Linked DNA regions of Homo sapiens: region 1 is linked to region 2. The links are chromatin contacts, found by Hi-C or POLR2A ChIA-PET in ENCODE. All regions are on one chromosome and are shown on one strand. Each heading gives the region's core, a stretch centred on a gene start or an enhancer-like site at or near the end of the contact. The rest is flanking DNA. Distances are from core to core; before and after follow the strand shown.

Region 1 (2,700 bases), core at 20-2,519, 260 kb before region 2:
TCCTCTGGTCTACGGCCATGGTTTAAGAATTTGTGGGGGCCGAGTGTGGTGGTTCAAGGCTGTAATCCCAGCACTTTGGGAGGCTGAGGCGAGTGGATTGCTTGAGCCCAGGAGTTCAAGACCAGCCTGGCCAACAGCCTGGGCAATATCCCTACTAAAAATACAAAAACTAGCTGGGTGTGGTGGCACACACCTGTAGTCCCAGCTACTCGAGAGGCTGAGATGGGAGCATCACTTGAACCCAGGATGTCGAGGCTGCAGTGAGTCATGATCGTGCCACTGTACTCCAGCCTGGGTGACAGAATGAGACCCTGTCTCAAAAAAAAAAAAAAAAAGAATTTGTGGGGAGGGTAGCAGCAGATTCTGCAATATATAAGAAACAAATGGTGGTGCCCTTCTCCATTACCTTCCCCTCGTGCCCAGGGCACCTCTTTGAAGTATTAGTTCTCCGGGAAGACACTGAAAGAATGCATTGCTCTAAGAGAAAGCAAAACCCTACTGCTCTGCAGATAGTCACAGTAATTCTTGGGGATTCCCAAGGCTGCCAAGTTTATTTCTCCTGTGAGTTACGCTGAAAACCCCCAACCCTTGGTAAATAATCTGAACCAGTCTCGTTGCTACATTGCTTGGTAGATTTTAGAGTCACTCACTGCAGGAAACAGAGGCTGGAACATTCCACTCCCTAGGTGAGAAGCCATTTTCAACTACACCCTGTAGTTCACGGTGCTATCTGGAGCCAGAGTGAATGCCGGTTGCCATGGCACTGCTTTAAATTGTGCCTGTGCTGACACATCTCATCACAATGTCACATGCTGCTCCCATACACTAGATAGATAGAGCCGCATCTATCTCTTCCTCATGTTTACCGATTGATGCCTGAGCTCTGCGTTAGGAATAGAGATACATCAGCCAGAAAGCAAATCATGTGGGTGCCACACCTCCCTGGCTTATTTATAAGGGGTTGAAAACACCTGAATTAGGCAACAAGCGATCTGAGTTCTACTCACAGTTCTCCACTCTGTGATTTTGGACAAATTCCTTAAAATCTCTGACCCTTGGATTCCTCACCTGTACAATGAATGAGATGGAGTAGAATATCTCTGCAGTATCTTCCTGATGTAATGTCTCTGACTCCTGCACGCCGTTTTGAAGCAGCGGAAGCTCTGCAGAGAATCAACATCAAAGTGTGAGTGAGGCAATTCCTGTAAGCAGTTGCATGGCCCTGCCCTGCTGACTGTTTCTGAAATTCCCCTCCACCATCTCTGAGCTGTTAGGGATTTGTTTTGAGTTAATTTTCTGGCAAGATGCCACTTGCCAAAAGGTCCCTTCTGGTGCACTAAGAGGACTGTTTTCAGCTTGGATTATTATTTGCCTTGGAAATGCTTTCTTCTCAAGCCAGTCGCTGGTTCAGTGCTCACAGTTTTGGTCCCAAAGATAGCTACACCTCTGAATAAAGTAAGTTCTGAAACTAGACACTTTGGGATGCAGAGGTGGGAGGGTCACTTGGGTTCAGCAGTTCAAGACCAGCCTTGGCAACATAGTGAGACTCGTCTCTACTAAAAATACAAAAATTAGCCAGGTGTGGTAGTGTGTGCCTGTAGTCCCAACTACATCACTTGAGCCCAGGAGGTCGAGGCTGCCGTGAGTCGGAATACAATGGCTGGACAACAGAGCGACACCTTGTCTCAAAAATAAATAAATAAACTAGAAAAAGACATGTGAGGCTGGCTTTTGGGCATGTTTTATAGAGTAGTATCTCATGGGACCAAGGGACAAAGCAGCTCTGATACTTGTATAACCAGCGTGCAGCTGGTCTCATTAGCTGGTCTCATTTCATACTTGCGTTGTCCTGCCCCCTAGCACTCATCTGTTGTTTGTAAAAACTGGGCTCTTGCTGGGCGTGGTGGCTCATGCCTGTAATCCCAGGACTTTGGGAGCCTGAGGCGGGCAGATCACGAGGTCAGGAGTTCGAGACCAGCCTGGCCAATATGGTGAAACCCCGTCTCTACTAAAAATACAAAAATTAGCCAGGCGCGGTGGTGTGTGCCTGTAGTCCCAGCTACTCAGGAGGCTGAGGCGGAAGAATCGCTTGAACCCAGGAGGCGGAGGTTGCAGTGAGGCGACATCGCTCCACTGCACTCCAGCCTGGGCAACAGAGCGAGACTCCATCTCAAAAAAAAAGAAAAAAAGAAAAAAACTGGGCTCTCACTTTCAAATTCTCCTTCACACCCCATCTCAATTATTTGTGGGAATCCTCACATGGGCTCTCATGTATAATCCACAGACAAAAATAGGGTCTGGGAAGTAAGGGGAACAAGGGTAATAGAGTGTCTTGGCTCAAACCAGGGATAAGCAAGTCACAGGAAAAAAATCTAGGGACTTGACAGCAATCATCATCTTTTTTATTTTTGAGATAGGGTCTCGCTCTGCCACCTAGGCTGCAGTCCAGTGGTGCGATCTCGGCTCACTGCAGCCTCAGCCTCCTGGACTCAAGCCATCCTCCCACCTCAGCCTCCCAAGTAGCTGGGACCACAGGCGCATGCCAACCATGCATGGTGAATTTTGGTTGTTGTTGTTTTTGTTGTTGTTTTGAGACAGAGTCTTGCTCTATTGCCCAGGCTGGAGTGCAGTGGCGCAATCTTGGCTCATTGCAACCTCTACCTCCTGGGTTCAAGTGATTCTTGTGCTTCAGCCTCCCTA
Region 2 (2,720 bases), core at 132-2,631:
TGTGGTTTTAGGTAACTTTGAATGGACAAAGAATGTCCCAGCTCTCTTTACTGAGCCCTGGTGTGCTGTAGATTAGCTGGATCAATACTGACTTGATACATTCATGTTTTCCTATTCTTACCTTTGGGCCTTATTTATGTGTCCATATTCTTTCAAGAACACATCATCTTTTGCTTTCAACCCTTGATCCTCACTGGAAGGAGAGGGGATCATGCTGTGGCGTGTTGTCTCTTTTCTTTCTTTCTTTTTCTTTTTTTTTTGAGACAGAGTCCCACTGTTACCCAGGCTGGAGTGCAGTGGCATAATCTCGGCTCACTGCAGCCTCTGCCTCCCGAATTAAAGTGTTTCTCCTGCCCTAGCCTCCCAAGTAGCTGGGATTACAGGCACTCACTACCATGCCTGGCTAATTTTTGTATTTTTAGTAGAGACGGGGTTTTGCCATGTTGGCCAGGCTGGTTTCGAACTCCTGACCTCAAGTTATCTGCCCATCTCGGCCACCCAAAGTGCTGGAATTACAGGTGTGAGCCACCACGCTGGGCCATCTCTTTTATTTCAGATTCTGTGTTTGAGCAGCCTTGCTTTGCTATGTGACACTTCAAGTTGTTCCTTAGATAAGGAGAGATAAGGAGTGCCCACCTCACCCCCTCTACTTGGGACAGCTACTAGTTATCAGTCCTAAATAATTAGTTTAATACATTAAATATCCATAACTTGGAGTTTTCTGTCTTCCTTTAGTTAGAACACTTCCTGTTTTTAAAAAGTATCTAGCTTGGGCCAGGCATGGTGGCTCACGCCTGTAATCCCAGCACTTTGGGAGGCTGACGCGGGCAGATCACAAGGTCAAGAGATCAAGACTATCCTGACCAACAAGGTGAAACCCCATCTCTACTAAAAATACAAACAATTAGCTGGGCGTGGTGGCACACGCCTGTAGTCCCAGCTACTTGGGAGGCTGAGACAGGAGAATCACTTGAACCTGGGAGGCAGAGGTTGCAGTGAGCTGAGATCGTGCCACTGCACTCCAGCCTGGCAACAGAGTGAGACTCCATCTCAAAAAAAAAAAAAAAAAAAAAAAAAAAAAAAGTAGCTTGTAACATAAACGAAAAGCTCCTGAGGGTATGTGATATTTTAGTGTGTATTCTGAAAGCATGGCTTAATGTTATTCATTTTAAACCCTTAAACAAAGAAAAATATCCTTTGCTCTTCTCTTTTAGGAAATTCACACAAACGAAAAGGAAGTAACAGAGAAGGAAGTAACTCTTCACTTGTTGCCAGGTAACTGTCATGTTAGCATAGTAACTCCTATGCAAGGCAAAGCCAATGATAAATTACATCATCCCTAGCCTTGCTATATTTAAACTCCTTTGTTTTCATCTTCTCACATATAACAGTAATGAATTGAAAAAACATATCAAGGTTTGTAGTTCAATAACTACACACCTGGGTCTGAGTATTACAACATCTGCAAAGAATTTTTCTTGTTTCCTCTTCCCCCAAACTGATGAAAATAAACCTGGAATGTTCTCACTGCTTTCACAAGCAAATGAGGACTTTTTCAGGCCATTCTAATGGCCTCTTCCAGTATGCTGATCCCCAATCTGTAGGGAATTGAGGAAAACAATTCAACTGCTATGGCCTCCCAAGGCAACCATTGGTGGGTGGCTTTACCTCTCAGTCCATACCCACTTGTGCATGTGAGCACGTGTACTGGGGATGCTGGGGTTTACCAGCCTTGGGGCTGCCAGCACTTCGCCCTGCAGTCATTGCGAAGGAGCCTGGATTGGTTAAATATTTTTGAGGTAGAGGACAGTGACTTTAGCTTAAGTTAAGTTTTAGTCATTTCCATGTTCAGGAGTAGTAACTACTTGGTGGTGTATCCTCTCCATATATGGGATATTCTGTGATCCATGTATTTAATTCTTTTTCTACTTTCTTTTTCTTAATTCAAAATAGCTTTTTTAAAATAAGTTCTTTAAGGTACATTTCCCCAAAACAATACAGGCTTTATTCTGTTGCTTTTTATTTTATTCCAGTTTATTGAGGGGATATAAATCTGTGCAAGTTTCTGACTGATCCACGTTATTTGGTAAAAGAATTCTATAACTTTTTTTGATGTTTTTAAATGTCAAAGGCTTTTTTTCTATAGTGATGACTTAAACCTTATCTCCTCTTGTTTTTCTCTTCTTGGTGTTATAGATTCAGAAATTTTATTTTTAGCTTAGCATTATGCATATTCTCCCCCCTCCTGAATTACTTCACAGTCTCATCTAGGTGTGGGTGTGCAGCGGTGAGTTCACAGTTAACTTCTCTGAGCCTAGTTTCACAAACTAGACAAAGATCATTTCTAGCTCCCAACTCTTGTGCTTCTAGACTCTGTGATCTGGTATAAACCAGCTGATTATGGCACAACATGCCATGTTTGCAGAGGGCCTCACCAGGAATGTTGTATTAGCTAGTGCATGCTAATTTCTGGTCGCTAGTACATGAGCATGGGACGGGGCTGGCCTGGTCTTGGGGAGAGCCTCACCATTAAAAGTATTTCACCATTAAAAGTATTGGGAGGTGAAAGCACAGGAAGCCTTGCTTACATGTCTTCCCCCATGGACTTGGCAGAGACACTTTTTCTGGGACTATTTTAAACCCTAATGAGGCCCTGTCTTCATTATTTCCTTCAAACTGTGATCTCTTGAGAGGCTGACCTAGTGACTGAGCCATCTTCC

Evidence for each region. Hi-C counts contacts between places; a loop is a spot of excess contacts on that map. ChIA-PET counts read pairs that join two places held with the same protein, here RNA polymerase II (POLR2A). Pooled maps may share reads with other maps.
Region 1: a loop to region 2 is called in a pooled map, with 2.9 times the contacts of the local background. The contact joins two enhancer-like sites. A Hi-C loop is called at or near these places in 9 of 37 single-sample maps with no recorded cell type and 12 of 50 pooled maps. POLR2A ChIA-PET finds 5 or more read pairs at or near these places in 2 of 52 experiments (OCI-LY7 and WTC11).

The regions. Positions count from the first base shown.
Region 1 is chr5:32,530,285-32,532,984 of GRCh38, reverse strand. It overlaps LOC124900954 (a long non-coding RNA gene), which reads right to left. Exons shown (of 5, transcript XR_007058719.1): 4 at 1,069-1,163. Among named protein-coding and RNA genes, the nearest start is that of SUB1, 54 kb to the left of the region's middle. RefSeq lists enhancers at 979-1,078, 1,219-1,328. Within about 2 kb of position 1,269, at least 14 of the 41 ENCODE cell types and tissues checked have a DNase peak (open chromatin) inside an H3K27ac peak, as active enhancers do; they include OCI-LY7, where a contact is called at or near this core.
Region 2 is chr5:32,275,237-32,277,956 of GRCh38, reverse strand. MTMR12 (myotubularin related protein 12) reads left to right here. Exons shown (of 16, transcript NM_001040446.3): 2 at 1,215-1,275. Among named protein-coding and RNA genes, the nearest start is that of MTMR12, 36 kb to the left of the region's middle. Within about 2 kb of position 1,381, at least 9 of the 41 ENCODE cell types and tissues checked have a DNase peak (open chromatin) inside an H3K27ac peak, as active enhancers do; they include OCI-LY7, where a contact is called at or near this core.